Linked DNA regions of Homo sapiens: region 1 is linked to region 2. Evidence: chromatin contacts called from ENCODE Hi-C or POLR2A ChIA-PET data. All regions are on one chromosome and are shown on one strand. Each heading gives the region's core, a stretch centred on a gene start or an enhancer-like site at or near the end of the contact. The rest is flanking DNA. Distances are from core to core; before and after follow the strand shown.

What was found. Hi-C counts contacts between places; a loop is a spot of excess contacts on that map. ChIA-PET counts read pairs that join two places held with the same protein, here RNA polymerase II (POLR2A). Pooled maps may share reads with other maps.
Region 1: a map of ascending aorta shows a loop between it and region 2 (4-fold over the local background). The contact joins the enhancer-like site here to the promoter of PLXNA4-AS1 in region 2. A Hi-C loop is called at or near these places in 5 of 168 maps with a recorded cell type or tissue (CD8-positive, alpha-beta T cell, PC-3, aorta and 2 more), 1 of 37 single-sample maps with no recorded cell type and 4 of 50 pooled maps. POLR2A ChIA-PET finds 5 or more read pairs at or near these places in 1 of 52 experiments (activated CD4-positive, alpha-beta T cell).

Annotation. Positions count from the first base shown.
Region 1 is chr7:132,384,646-132,392,144 of GRCh38, reverse strand. The region is part of intron 3 of PLXNA4 (plexin A4); the gene reads left to right. Among named protein-coding and RNA genes, the nearest start is that of PLXNA4-AS1, 36 kb to the right of the region's middle. Within about 2 kb of position 5,849, at least 3 of the 41 ENCODE cell types and tissues checked have a DNase peak (open chromatin) inside an H3K27ac peak, as active enhancers do; they include ascending aorta, where a contact is called at or near this core.
Region 2 is chr7:132,349,815-132,357,579 of GRCh38, reverse strand. It overlaps PLXNA4-AS1 (PLXNA4 antisense RNA 1), which reads right to left and starts at 5,246. Exons shown (of 2, transcript NR_199030.1): 1 at 5,199-5,246. The region is part of intron 3 of PLXNA4 (plexin A4); the gene reads left to right. RefSeq lists enhancers at 4,687-5,221, 5,222-5,757.

The DNA of each region.
Region 1 (7,499 bases), core at 4,600-7,099, 34 kb before region 2:
TTTCTTTTTTTTTTTTGAGACCAAGTTTCACTCTTGTTGCCCAGGCTGGAGTGCAATGGTGTGATCTCAGCTCACTGCAACCTCTGCCTCCCAGGGTCGAGTGATTCTCCTGCCTCAGCCTCCCAAGTAGCTTGCATTACAGGTACCTGCCACCGTGCCTGGCTAATGCTTCATATTTTTAGTAGAGATGGGGTTTCACCATGTTGGCCAGGCTGGTCTTAAACTCCTGACCTCAGGTGATCCACCTGCCTCAGCCTCCCAAAGTGCTGGGATTACAAGCGTGAGCCACCGGGCCCAGCCATTCCAGGAATCTTTTATTCATGCTCCAGAGCCTTGTGCCCTCCAAAGATTGTGGAGTCTGCCTCGGTGGCCTCCCTGGCCTCTGACTACTGGATGAACAGGACAGTGAGGACCCCGGCAGGAGACTGGTGGGATGGAAAGGATAGAGGTTGGAGATTAATTCACACTGGTTCCCCACTTTTAGCACTGCCCCCCTAACCCACTGTCCACCCCTGCTGGGTAGCCTGGGGTTGGCTGCATCCTTTACCTAAGATCACTTCTCAAAGTCATCTGCCCTACACGATTCTCCTTTCAGCTTCCAATAAACATCCCCATTCTTTGCTCCCTCAGGCTAAAGGGTTGTAAGGGTGCTTTACTTTGGCTAGCCCCAGGATCCTGCACTATCCCTTGAGGTTGCCCATTAGTTCACATGGGTGAACCAGAGAAGTAATTAGAACATATCAGCACAAGCTGTCCCCAGTAACAGAAGACAAATGCAAGGAGTTTCTACTTCTTCTTCAACATGCTTTGCCAGTCACTATGGGGGAGATCGAGTAAGGGAAGGGAAGTGGATTCCCCTAGCCCCAGTTCTCCTGCCCTGAGACTGATGCTGGGCATTGCATTTCCCATGTCACCTACCTGATGCCACCTTGCAGCATGGCCACACACACTCATGCACACACGTGCACATACCTGCTCCTGCCAGCTGCTGGTACCCTTCCGTCCTCCTGGCTGGGCACAGACTCTCCTTTCCACTAATGCTAACTGGCATTGAGGGGAAGCAGAAACTAGATTCCATCATCCCTTTGCTTTACTCGAAAGGGATGGGGCAAAAGGGAAACTCCCTAAGACTGTGATGCTGTGGTATGGGGAGAAGTAACTAGAGTTTGCCCTCTGCGTTCCTTCCCATCCACTGCCTTCTCTGCTTACCGGCTTTTGAGTCACCAGCAAAGAATTTACTGTCTTATTACAGACATCATTTTTCAACATTAGAAGCACAAAAGGAGAACAGAAAGGCCTTAGCCCAGCTCATGCCCAACCAATGTGAGGAAGTACAAGCTCCTTGGGACTTTCAAGGAGTGCAAGTGCCTGCTGAAAGGCAGGGTGGGGCTGGGTGTGTCTCAGGAAACAAGAAGGAGAGTGGTTGGTGGGCAGAAGGGGGCTGGGACTCATGGGGCAGAGAAGAAGCGGGGGCCATGATGTGGCACATCCTGGGGCTTGCTTTGCCAGACAGAGAAGTTAATGATGGCTGTGTTTTCAGTGGGGGCCTTTTCTTTTTTATTGTTATTATTTTTTATTTTTTATACTTTAAGTTCTGGGGTATATATGCAGAACGTGCAGGTTTGTTACATAGGTATACATGTGCCATGGTGGTTTGCTGCACTCATCAACCGGTCATCTACATTAGGTTTTCCCCTAACGCTATCCCTTCCCTAGCCCCCGACCCCCCGACAGGCCCCAGTGTGTGATGTTACCCTCCCTGTGTCCATGTGTTCTCATTGTTCAACTCCCACTTAGGAGTGAGAACGTGCAGTGTTTGGTTTTCTGTTCCTGTGTTAGTTTGCTGAGAATGATGGTTTCCAGCATCATCCATGTCCCTGCAATGGATAGGAACTCATCCTTTTTTATGGCTGCATAGTATTCCATGGTATGTATGGGCCACATTTTCTTTGTCCAGTCTATCATTGATGGGCATTTGGGTTAGTTCCAAGTCTTTGCTATTGTGGACAGTGCCACAGTAAACATACATATGCATGTGTCTTTATAGTAGAATTATTTATAATACTTTGGGTATATACCCAGTGATGGGATTGCTGGGTCAAATGGTATTTCTAGTTCTAGAACCTTGAGGAATCTCCACACTGTCTTTCACAATGGTTGAACTAATTTACACTCCCACCAACAGTGTAAAAGCATTCCTATTTCTCCACATCCTCTCTGGCATCTGTTGTGTCCTGACTTTTTAATTATCACCAATCTAACTGGTGTGAGATGGTATCTTACTGCCCAAAGTAAGTTATAGATTTAATGCTATCCTGATCAGGCTGCCATTGACTTTCTTCACAGAATTGGAAAAAAAACTACTTCAAATTTCTTATGGAATCAAAAAAGAGCCCACATAGCCAAGACAATCCTAAGCAGAAAGAACAAAGCTGGAGGCATCACACTACCTGACTTCAAACTATACTACAAGGCTATAGTAACAAAAACAGCATCGTACCAGTACCAAAACAGATATCTAGACCAATGGAACAGAACAGAAGCCTCAGAAACAATTCCACACATCTACAACCATCTGATCTTTGACAAACCTGACAAAAACAAGCAATAGGGAAAGGATTCCCCATTTAATAAATGGTGTTGGGAAAACTGGCTAGCCATATGCAGAAAGCTGAAACTAGATCCCTTCCTTACACCTTATACAAAAATTAACTCAAGATGGATTCAAGACTTAAATGTAAGACCTAAAACCATGAAAACCCTAGAAGAAAACCTAGGCAATACCATTCAGGACATTGGCATGGGCAAAGACTTCATGACTAAAACACCAAAAGCAATGGCAACAAAAGCCAAAATAGACAACAAATAGGATCTGATTAAACCAAAGAGCTTCTGCACAGCAAAGGAAACTATCATCAGAGTGAACAGGAACCTACAGAATGGGAGAAAATATTTGCAATCTATCCATCTGACAAAGGGCTAGTATCCAGAATCTACAAGAACTTACACAGATTTACAAGAAAAAAAACAACCCAATCAAAAAGTGGGCAAAGGATATGAACAGATACTTCTCAAAAGAAAACATTTATGCATCCAACAAACATATGAAAAAAAGCTCATCATCACTGGTCATCAGTGGGGCCCTTTTCTTTTGAGAATGTTGTCTCTTCCAGCCAGAGCTGTGTGAAGGACACGCCTCTGCTCTGAGCTGCCAGTCATGGCTTGTGGGATTCAGGCTCCTCTCATGTTATGGGACTTGCCAGAAAGAAGCCCTGCTTTGAGGAATAGAATAATGAAGGCTAATGCTTCCTAGAATCTTGTAGAATTGGAAGGGAGGGCTGGCATGAGCCCCAGGCTTGAGCTCATCCCACCCTGAATTCTACAACCCAAAGGTTGAGACAGTTTCTGTCTTATCCACCCTTGAAGCCAATGTAGTCCCAACTTAAGGCCCCAAAGCCTCTTAGGACCCCTGGGAGAAGTAATTGGGTGAAACTCTTCATACGTACTTATCCTTCAAAGAGTTTAACAGCTGGAACCCCTTAGTTGGATTGCTAAAAATACATGGTCAGGACACAGAAAAGACATTAATAAGGAGACCTTTTTTTTTCTGAACCAAAATTGTTAGTTAGGGTAGACTATTACAATACAATAATAAGTACAAAATTATCATCGTGGTGGAATATCTGGTGACTGGGACTAATATGAATGATTGACTTACAAATCATGCATTTTCTTGTTACTCTCAGGCAGGGACACAATGTGGCTGGGTGACTTTGGGCAAGATACTTAACATTGGGGGTCCTCAGTTTCCAGGGTCTCCCCAGCTCTGTGTTTTAGTGATTTGGGGCAGAAGGGGAGAGAACTCCTATGGAAGTCGGATCGAAGTGACAGTCACAGTGCAGGTGAGACAGGAATAGGGAGGACAGGTGTATGGGAGTGCTCCGAAAAGGGAACCAGGGATTGGCTGTACCCCACCTGCACCCTGAGATAGAAGTCTCTTATGAATCTGTACATATTCCTTGTGATTTCCTTTCAGCTGGACTGAGGGGGCTGTGACTACTCTCCTCACTTGTGTGCAGGTTGAATGTTTTAATTAAGATCTGGGCTGCTGGTCGGTGGGAATTGATTGAAGCTGGCCTGCAGTCCCAGACAGAAGCAGAGACATGCCGCGGGAGGGAGGTGCAGAAAGAGACCCCGGGGAGCTTCCAGCCTCTCTGGCTCTATGCTGGAGACAGAGCAGGGTTCAGAGAGCCCTTAATGGCCAAGCAGATTAGGAACATGGTTCCGGCTGAGGGCATAGAGACCTGGTGAATGATAATCAAACTTGCAGCCAGTCAACCAGCTAAGTAGACAAGATCTAAATAAACATCCTGCTGTCTCTGCGTGGGCCGCCCACAATCTCCATTACAGAATCAAGTTGTCTCCTCCAGCACCCTGACCTTGGGCTCTCTGCTTCATCCTGGTGCAATGCCCATTTCCCAATACTGGATTCATAAATGTCTCTCACCCTTTGTGCTCACTCTCCTGGGCTTCCTTTGGATCTGGCAAGTGAGTGCCGTAATTCTCTGGTGGCTTCTGAACCATAGAGTTACCTGGCGACAGATGGGCTATTCAGTTTTCTCAGCTTTTCTTCTTCATTCTTGCCAGTTACTCAACTCCCATAAAACATTTCAGCCTGCAGACCCTGCCAATTTTTACATCCCCCTCTGCTCTCCAACTTAGTTAAGGCACTTCAACGTTGAGTATCTCCTTTACTCAAAGACATCGTGAAGGTTGAGTGGAAAGAAAACATTTATAATCTATTAGCTCAGAAGCCTGGTCTATTCTAGCACATCTCAAACTTTCACATGCATACAAATTGCCTGGGAATTTTATGCAAAGGCAGATTCTTATTCAATAGGTGTGAGGTGGAGCCTGAGATTCTGCATTTCTTGCAAGTTCACAGGTAATGATGATGATCTTGGTCCTTGAACCACACATTGAGTGGCAAGGATCTAGACCAGCGCAATTCAGCATATACTCTGTGAACGAGTTGTTAGTGGCCTGTGCTGAGATAGGTACAGACATTGAGAGTGAGCATTTAGAAATGTATACAGCAACTTGATATTGATGCAACATCCCAGCACATACTCAATGCATTTGTATTTTGCAGCTTCAAGTTTCACTCTTCTAGTAATTTGTTCTTCTAGTATTTGACAAAAGTATCCATCTACAGTAGATGGGAAATTTTACAGAATGGCCCTTCAAAACAATTTGAGAAGCTCTGGCCTATAAGACATGTGATGTGCTTTGCAGTCCCCAAGATTTTCTGATGCTCTGCAGCTTGTGCACAAAAGTGTCCCGTCTTTGGGGACAACCCTGGGGAACATGATCCCTGCTGAGGCTCTCGAGCCAGGTCCCTGGAATATCCTCATCCCACCTGTTTTCCGAGCTCAATGTTTTCTTTCCACGGCAGAATGCTGGGTATTTCAGACGACGGTTTAACGTACCGGGGGTATGCCAGGAAAGGCTGACTAACGAGAGAGGCAGCCAGAGAGCCTCTGAGCATGTGGCCCCAGAGGTGTCCACCCCAAGCCTGGGCAGCCTGTTCCCTTCCCCACTAAGCATGATTTTACTCGAATGTAGTACCACCTGCCCCACTTCTGAGAAAGAAAAAGCTAGGCTGCAAAACAAGCCAGTGAGAAGGCTTCCTGCCTTGCATGCCCACAGGGGAGGGCTGGGTGTTAATGAACCCAAGTGCAGTCATAACAGGAATGAGACCAGCTGGAGCCCGCCCGTGTTTGACCAGCGGTCATTTGGCAGGATCCAGACTGCTGGGGGAGTGGTCAGAGATGCAAACACAGCCCGGTGTTCTCCCTGCAGAGGCTGTCTTTGTTGTTCTTGGACCACTGTGGGCCAGGACTGGTGGGGATGACTCTGGGGACACAGGGCTGGCAGGATTCCTTTCAAACTCATTCTTTTTCTTCCATTTCCCACCTCTGGTGCTTGTTTCAATGCTGGGCAGCTCACGGGGCCCCTCTATCAATGGACTGATTGGTTTTATATTCCCCCCTTCTGAGCTGGAGGTAATCCCTCAAAGATCGCTGCTCTATGGAACATCATGCCATCTTTACTAAATGCTAATTAAGTTTAAAAATCACAGAGAAAAGGGGCTGATATTGAATAACCATGTGTTGAATGATCTTCTTACATCCTTCGGAAATTAGCCACTTCAGCGTTCAAAAACGATGTGATTCCAGCTAGGTTCAGATTTAATTGAGTGGATAGATTTTGATTTGTGCTTATGATTTATTGAATGACCCTAAGCTGCTTTATCTTTTAATTTGTGCAAATTATTAGTGAGGGGCAAGGTTGGCCACAGGAGGACTTGTCACTGAGAATGTGTGTGTGTGTGTGCATCCATGTGTGCATGCGCACGCGTGTGTGTGCGCGCATGCACTTGCATGCTCACCTTTGGATAAAAAGTGATACTTGGTAAGATGGGGCTTTGAGGTTGTTCTTTCAGGGACATAGGTGAGGCATCCTGTCCTGATCATTCCCCTTGCTGTCTAAGACACGTGCCATCATACAGCTTGCTGAGTCAGGTGCCTGGGGCCGGGTGTAACATCCGTGGCCAGGGAACAAAAGTAAAGTTGTTTGGTTGACCCAGGATTTGGACTTCAACTGTGGCCTTGTTAGTTCTGCTCCATAGATATTGAGGCTCTTAATACATTTTGTAATACATATTTACTGTATTTCAGAACTGTAATACATATTTACTGTAAACAGAAAGGAGGAGGGGAATAAGGAGGCTTATGGGCATATCTTGTGCACCATGGTCTAAGTCTGCTAAGGTTTCATCTTTTCCAGATGCCTGGTACCAGCCTCTGCCCTACCCTTGAGCTACAGACGGGACCCCGATCCCACAGAGCAACAGTGACTCTGGAACTCCTGTTCTCCAGCTGTTCATCAAACTGAGAAAAACTTCAGAGCTGTGTAGGCTTATTTAGTGTGTTGTCAGCCTTGGATATTGGAAAATGGAAACAGATGAGACACATCTACCTCCCTGTGACCCCAGCCATACATCATAGCTCATGTCCTGCCACCCCAAGTCCTTAGGGAAAAAAGACTTTGGAGAATGTGTCTCTGCTTAGCTTGGCTAGGTAGTTGGTCTCTTTTCTCTGCCCCAAGCGTCCCATGGGTAATTTTGGACAATGGAGTGTAGGCATGTTTGACTCTTGTGGTGTTATCACTTGTATATGTCAGTGAAACTAACTGATTCTCCCATCGGAATATAGTTATCTCTTGGGCCTGATATATGGTAGGATAACCTTATGCTCATCTGTCCACTTCTGCAGCCAAGTCGCCTGGCCAGTGTGTGTGTGTGTGTGTGTGTGTGTGTGTGTGTGTGTGTGTGTGTATGCTTATCTGTGTTTAAAGGTGTGTGTGCATACACAGGGCAGAGAGGATGGAGCCCACCGTACTGCAGCATCATGTAATTAACTCAGTGCTCAGAACCA
Region 2 (7,765 bases), core at 3,997-6,496:
GAAAGACAACACGCTGCCATGCAGGTATTTTGGCATCTTGGTCTCTTAAGATTCCAAACTGAACACGGATTCAGGACCAAACTATTGCACTACTCTATTTACAATGAACAAATGAATTGATACTCTCATTTGGCTGAGAATGTGGACAAGAGCAGTTTTCCTTGAGACATGCACTCCTGATGACGAGAAAACCGTGCAAGAAGCCCTTTGCTGAGGCGGATTAGGAAGGCAAGAAGGATGCAAAGGAAAGAGGGAGGGCATGTGAAATGCAGGGCACAGAGCTTGGCACTCAGTGTTCCACGCTCTCAGCTGAGCAGGCTGGCTCTCCAGCCTCCCCTCTGTTTACTCCATGTGCCCTGCAAAGATTATCATTTCCTGTGGCTGCCATGAAAAAGGTTGGAAAGTTCTGCTGTTTTTAGATGAAGATGGTGTCTCTAGCCACATGTACATTTTTTCCAGGCTTTTGGGTCTGGAAGAGACTCTGGCTGGTCGACATTCCTTAGCCAACACCCATCTCTCCATTTGGACACCACACCTCTCATAGGCAGAGATGTTGCCTTTAACGTTGAAGCCCTTTGGAAACAGGTGGTTTCACAACCTTCCTTAGGAATCCTTCCCCAGGCCCCTCTGTCTTCCTCATCCTCTAATTAGAATCCCTCAGGGAGTACTTTTGACTCTCTAATACATGTTCCTTCCTCAGAAAAGGAAGGCTAGCTTCCATTTCTCATATGAGAGCCACCCATGGAGAGGAATAGCTCTTACGAAGTCCTGCCTCCAACTTCTGTTTTGATTAGAATTTTGATGGGCTCTATCTGACCTTTAACAATCCCTTTTGTTTTCCCCTGGACTTCTCAGAACTTGCTTAATAGAGGGAACCAATATTGCCTGGGCTAGAATAATTATCCAACTGTGTCCTTGTTCTGGCATGGTTAGGTCCATAATACTCCTGCCGTAGCCTTACTCTGTTTTGGTGGACAACAGCGGTGGATGCAGATCTGGCCTTGGGAAATGACCAAAGCAGGTAGTGAAGAGAGGAAGAGGATGACATCCTTGCAGGGGTTTGCCCTTATGTGGCGCTGTTTTTTCAGCACAGGAGTGAGAATATGGGAATCTTCAAAACATGAACCTTCTAGTCTTGTTTTTTAACAACAGCATTGACCAAATGCAGGAAGTTCATCTTGAACATCACTGTTTATAAACGGCTCAGCAATGTTTACTGTGGTTATAATTGGTATCATTAAGCTTAGGTGACATTATTAATGCTGCTGATTAAATTGCTATAAACCCAACTTTGCCATTTACACAAACAGCTGTATCTGAGCTTCAGGCTTTCCCATTTGAGCACCTGGATAGAAAAACAGACCCACTGGAGGGCCCAGTTGGGAAAAAAATAGAACCCCAGCTTCTCACCGATCTGCCAGGTAGAGCTTCTAGGAAGATCTGGCTTAAGATGTCTTCACCTTGTATGAGTAAAGTGGTTTCCCTTTCTAAAGCAGTTCTTCGAAACTGGATATCCCAAGTCCATTAATGCACGTTCAAAAGGAGCATTAAATATCTCCCCTCTTGCTCTCCTATCCTAAACCCCCTCCTCGCTCTTCCCCTTAAACCTGCATCAGCTGCCCACTGATATGTTGGGGTCATTTCTCAGCCTTGTCCTACTATAGAAATCTACCCTCTATCATTTAACAAAATGGTACCTTCCTACCTCCTCGTACACTTTACAAAATGAATACTCCCTCCTTCTGGAAACACTTTTCTCTGTTGGCATCATATGATCTCCATTTTTCTCCTTCTCTCTCCCTCCCCAAAGCCTCTTGATTTTTCCCCCTTCCCCCTTGCCCTCTACCCCTCCTCCCTCTCTTCCTAGGCATAGGCAGAGGGATTTATATGCCTATTTGTAATTGCTTGTCTCATCCCACACTAGGATACAAACTACATGAGAAAAGGGATTTTCTCCTATTTGTGGCTGCATCTCTCATTCCTAGGGCAGTGCCAGGCACATGGTTAGTACCAGGGAAATATTAATCGGCTGAATGGGAGAGTCTGCCGAGCACCCAACAGTCTCATTTGTCCAGACTTGTGATGAAAGTGGGGTGCACTTTTTGCTCACAGCCAGTGGGGCTCACCCCTTTCAGCTAATGAAATCTGACGTCAGCTGTCCTGGGGGATTTATCAGTTAGGATGTTTCACTTGCAACTAACAGAGACTGACTCAGGTTATTTTAAATCAAAAAGGGAATTTATGAAGAAGGATATCAAGCCCTCCCAGAATTGATGGCTAGCTGGAGGAACAGACTTGGACGAAGTTCAGGAATTGGGACACGGGAAGCTGGAAGGGTGATAGCCATCTCTTAGCAGGAAGCGTCATCCCTGCGGTAACTCACCACTGACATCCTGAAAAGTGTCTAAGCAGCCTTCCTTACCAGTGCATTACCTGCTGGAGATCCAAAGGCTTGGGAGCAAGGCTTCATGAACCAGCCCAGGGCCCTGACCACTAGAGGCAGGAAGAGGGGGCATCTGGCTCTTTGAACTTCCAAAGTGGGGGCTCTTGGTCCTGCCTGAAACCAAGACCTCCCATCGTGGAGAGTTTCACCTAAGGAAGGAGTACTTGGATCCTGAACACCCCTAAAATAAGACCAGTAGAAGAAAGCAGGCATTTGTGTCATCTTTTACGAATTGTGTTCCACAACCACTAGACTCATTTATGCTCATGCTGAAAAGGGGCTCAGGCACCTTCTCCACATTTTCCTGTGGCTGTCAGCAAGTTGCCTCCCAAAGGGCCCTTGTGAAACTTCCTACCACTTCTCTATTTCTCTGCCTTTGCCACATCTGTACGTGCTGGTTGCTAAGTGGAGGGAGGAGCTAGAGCATCTTCCTTTTTGAAGAAAAAGAATCCCTCTCCAAGAGCTTTCACTGTCCTGATTAATTAGAGCCATCTGCAGAGCAGGGGTACATTAGGACACACACATGTGGACAAAAAAGCACATCCAAGAGCCATTCACCAAGAAGCCTGCCCCTACTCCAGTGACCTACCTGCGTTAGAGCTAAATAGCGCTGATGATAATGATGATGCATTATGATCAAAAGTTATTTTTATGAAAGGCTCCTGCCTACCACCCTCTGCCATCAGAATAGTCTATTCCCTGATGGGGAAAGAAGAACTGTAGTAGAATAGGAGCAGAAGTGGGAATGTAAAACACTTCAACTCCAGAAAACTGAGCCCTAAAAAGATTTTAGACCCCAGTGGGTTTCAAATAAAAACTCCTCCTGGCTAAATTGTGAGTACCGTGAGTTCACAGGGATACATGTTTGTGGATTTGCGCTCATTCCTGATTTAAACCCCTTAATATGCACAGGCTCAGTGTGCAGTGCACTCACACACACACACACACACGCACACACTGTTGGTGCCCCAGGCTTACAGGCATACACATTTCTGGCTGTAATGATTCAGATGCCATTAATCCAAACCCGCCAGGACAGTTGCTCCTTTGATGTCCCCTTGGGGGAACATTCCAGGAGGTCCCACTCTTACTGATGTGGAACTCTCTGGGGGTCAGTGAGCAATGAGGACATGTGTTGGGGGTTGGACGGGAGAAGAAAACCCTGGGCTCAGGCTCCATGAGGAAAACAGATCTGACTTGAAAAGAATTCAGACTTTCAGGGGTTGCAAAGCTTTCAAGAAGCACAACAGACTTCATTATTGCCAGGCTATGAGGACCTTCCTTGCAGAAAACAGGACAACTGACACCTCATTGCAGGGCTGAGCAAGATACTGCTTGCCCCCCACCTCAAGTTCTCCCCATAATAAATGGAGGAAATTCATCCTTTCTCTGCCTCTCAACCATAGAACCAAGTCATTCATAGACTTATTGGGTCAAATAAGAACAGCAGAGGAAGCTAATGCAGGGATGAAATAAATCATGCTTGTGTTTTTTTGTTTTGTTTTGTAATAAGGTTTTCCTCGAGCTTCAGGAAAGTCAACATCCCAAATAAACAGAACTTGCCAAACAGATATTTCAAGGTGAGATAATATGTATTAGGAGGAGAAACTTCCTAGTGAATATAGGAAGAAATGCAGTTTGTAAATTTCAGCTTTCCAAGCAACTTTTCCAACATATATATATATATATGTTGCATAGAACCGAGTACACAAACCTGTGATTAAGTAATAATGGTAAGATTATAGCAATTGGCATTGCACTGATGCTAAGTTTATACCATAACAATTAGTCCTCAGATGTGATTTAATAAAGGAATAAGCACATATTTAAGAATGGATCTAAGAACAACTTAGAAAGTAATCACAAAAAGTGTTCTGGGATGGAGCCATAAAAACTGGGCCAATAAATCTCAGCCAGCCAACCAGACATTCTGTTATTTGATAAAACTAATAATGCAAAACTTATTGCAATAGCAGAAACGTCATAAAAATGTAGTAAAAATAAACAAGCACATGGCTCTGGCAGAAGAGCTAAAAACAAGCGTGGAAATTGAAGACATCAAAGTATAGCCAAGAAACATCTTGGCAAGTGGGAGCAGGCGACGTTCACATATATTAGTGGAAAATGTTAAGGAATTTGGGATTTTTTTTTCATGTTTGAGCAATATTTTGGGAAGTGATATTTCATACATACTTGTCTCTGTACCAAGATATTTCCCCTCCCAAGATTATTTTGCAACGTACTTGACTGGTGAGGTCTGTTACTTTTATGATGCCTTTTGGTAGAAAGATCTGAAATTTGTACAGCAAAGGGGAGAAGGCACTAAACGTTATTAAGCCTCCTACTCACCACTTTAGCTGTATTATCTCAATTAATTCTCAAAGCAATCCCGAGTGGAAGGAAAGCGTGTTCCTATTTTACGTAGGAGGATGCTGCAGCTTTGAGAAGTTGGTCACAAGTGTCTGGAAACTGCCACCAGCCCGGAGAGTGTTCGCTTCCCCATAGTGTGTGAACTTTTTCCCATATCCCTCCTGTATTCAGGTTCTACCACGTGCCCCTGAGGGTCTTTCAAGGATTGACCAGGCAGGGGATGGGAGGAGATTCAAAGGTCAAGGTAAACTCTGCTTCCAACCCCAAGTCCCCCTTTTCATCACTGTCCCATGAAAAACTCCTGCACCTCCCACTGCCAATCTCGCCCACGGCAGCTTGGAAGCAGGAGGGGGAGGCTGGCCTCCCTCCCTGGGGCTCTACTCACAGTCTGAAGTCTGCTGCCCAGCCTCGGCAGGCACGCACAGCTCTGCACCTCCTACAGCCACCGAGTACCGGAAGCTGGCCAGTCAGGGATGGGCACACGTAGGCGAGAGGGGGGCCTGCTTCGGCCTCTGGGCACTTATCAGAGGAGGAGGAGGAGGAAAAAAGCTGTGTTTTGGATCTGAAAGGGTTACAGGGTCTGCCCAGCCCCTGGGATGGCAGCCAGCAGGGGAAGTGGGGAAGCTGTGAGGAGAATAGCAAGTTTCTCCTTGCAGGGACCCTATTCCAGCTGAATGCAGCCTCCTCGCCCTTAAATCCAATTAAAGGCCGATATTATGTCAGTGGAAATGTATGCCAATCCTAATATAGTCTAATAAGCCTTAAAATAGCACTCTGTAAGTGGAAAGCCCTGTGGTTTAATTTGATTCGCAGCCTAATAACAGGCTTAATAAGAGGGAATTGGCCCCCTTTTATTTTCCAACTGGTCTCTGCATGCTCTTTTCTTCTTTTCTTTCTTTGTCTCCTTTATCTCTTTCTCTGGAACTCTGTGGAATGACCAAGAGAGGCAGGAGTGAGCAGGAGGTGGGCGCATCTTCCCCCACATTGCTTCCAGCTCAGAGGCCTGGTACCTGCTACCTAAGTGTGGTTCTGGGATGTGGCAGGGACTCTAGGTCCTTGGCTGGGTCCTACATGTGACTTGACTCATGGTGCACATGGACAAGGTGCTTCCTGTTGGCTTTGTTGCCTTCCATTGTAATGGAGAAGGTGGATGGGAAGTACCTCAAAGCAGGTATCTTGGGCATGCACCTTTGGATGAGAAAGGACTCATCGCTTTCTTCCTGGGCCTTGGGTCTCCCCTCCCAGGAAGCTGGAGCCAACGGCCATTCTCACACACCCTCTGCTAGAGATGACGGGGTGGCCAGCCATGGGCAAGTCTTATCAACACAATCTGGAAACTGAATCCGCTTTATGGAACTTTGAATCAATTCTTTATAAGGACAAAGGATTCTCAAACATTTAAAAAGCAGAGTTTTTGAATTTAAAGTACTCTTAAAAAACAGCTTTAATGAGATATATTCACATTTGGTATAATTCACCTATTTAAAGAGTACAAGTCAATGGCTTTTGCAATTCAGTAGCTTTTACTATAATTACAGAGTTGCACAACCATCACCACAATCAATTTTAGAACATTCTTATTGCTGCAAAAAGACAGCTCAAATCCCTTAGCCATCACCCTCTCCAGCTCCACATGGCCCCCAGCCCTAGGTAGCCACTAATCTATCTTTCTCTGTACATTTGTCTATTCTGGACATTGTGTATAAAAGGAATCTTATATGTAGCCTTTTGTGTCTGGCTTCTTTCTTACTCAGCATAATGCTTTCAAGGTTTAGCCACATTGTAGCATGGATCAGTACTTCATTCCTTTTCCTTGCCACTAATATTCCATTGTATGGATATACCACATTTTATTCACCCATTCTTTATCTGATGGACTTTTGCATTGTTTCCTTTTTTGGCTATTCTGAATAATGCTGCTATGAACATTTGTGTATACATTTTTGTCTGGATATATGTTTTCATTTGTCTTGCATATATTTCAAGGAGTGGAATTTTGGGATCATATAGTAAATCTATTTCACCACTTGAGAAGGTGCCAGGCTGTTTTCCAAAGCAGCCACCTCACTTCCATTCCCACCAGCAATGTGTGAGGGTTCCAATTGCTGCACACCCTCACCAACACTTGTCATTTTCTATCCTTTACTCTAGCCATCCCAGCGGGTGGGAAATGGCATCTCCTGCTCATTGACGCTATGATTTGCATTTCTCTGAATGGAGTTAATGTATTCTTTTATTTTTTTATTTTTTATTTTTATTTTTTGAGACAGACTCCCAGTCTGTTGCCCAGGCTGGAGTGCAGTGGCACAATCTTGGCTCAATGCAGTCTCCACCTCTGGTTCAAGCAATTCTCATGCCTCAGCCTCCCAAGTAGCTGGGACTACAGGTGCGCACCACCATGCTCAGCTAACTTTTGTATTTTTTAGTAGAGATGAGGGTTTCACCATGTTGGCCAGGCTGGTCTCAAACTCCTGACCTCAAGTGATCTGCCTGCCTCAGCATCCCAAAGTGCTGGGATTACAGGTGTGAGCCACCGCACCTGGCCCTGAGTTAATGTATTCTTGATCTGAACTGGTCTGCAAGTTAATAAACAATTAACTTGTGAACAGAATTTAAACCTCAGCTGTGGTGATGATTAACCAGATCATCTTGAACCCCTTACTTATCTGAATCTTAACTTCTGGATTTGTGAACAGGAGGTTGGGATTTTGAAGATTCACTCAGAGAATGTGGGGAACAGCTTACAAAGGGGAGGGCTGCAGCACACATTCATTTCCTTCCCTTCACCTGGTCCTAATGTGTATGCCTCCATTTTTGGGATGGTACAATGGGAATGATATTTACTCCTGAGCCATCAATTTTGCAACAAGGTCAGAAGAAAAAATATACTTAAAAAAAAGGACGGTGATGATGGGTTGAGTTGGGACAAAGGAAAAGGGCATTTGATGGCAA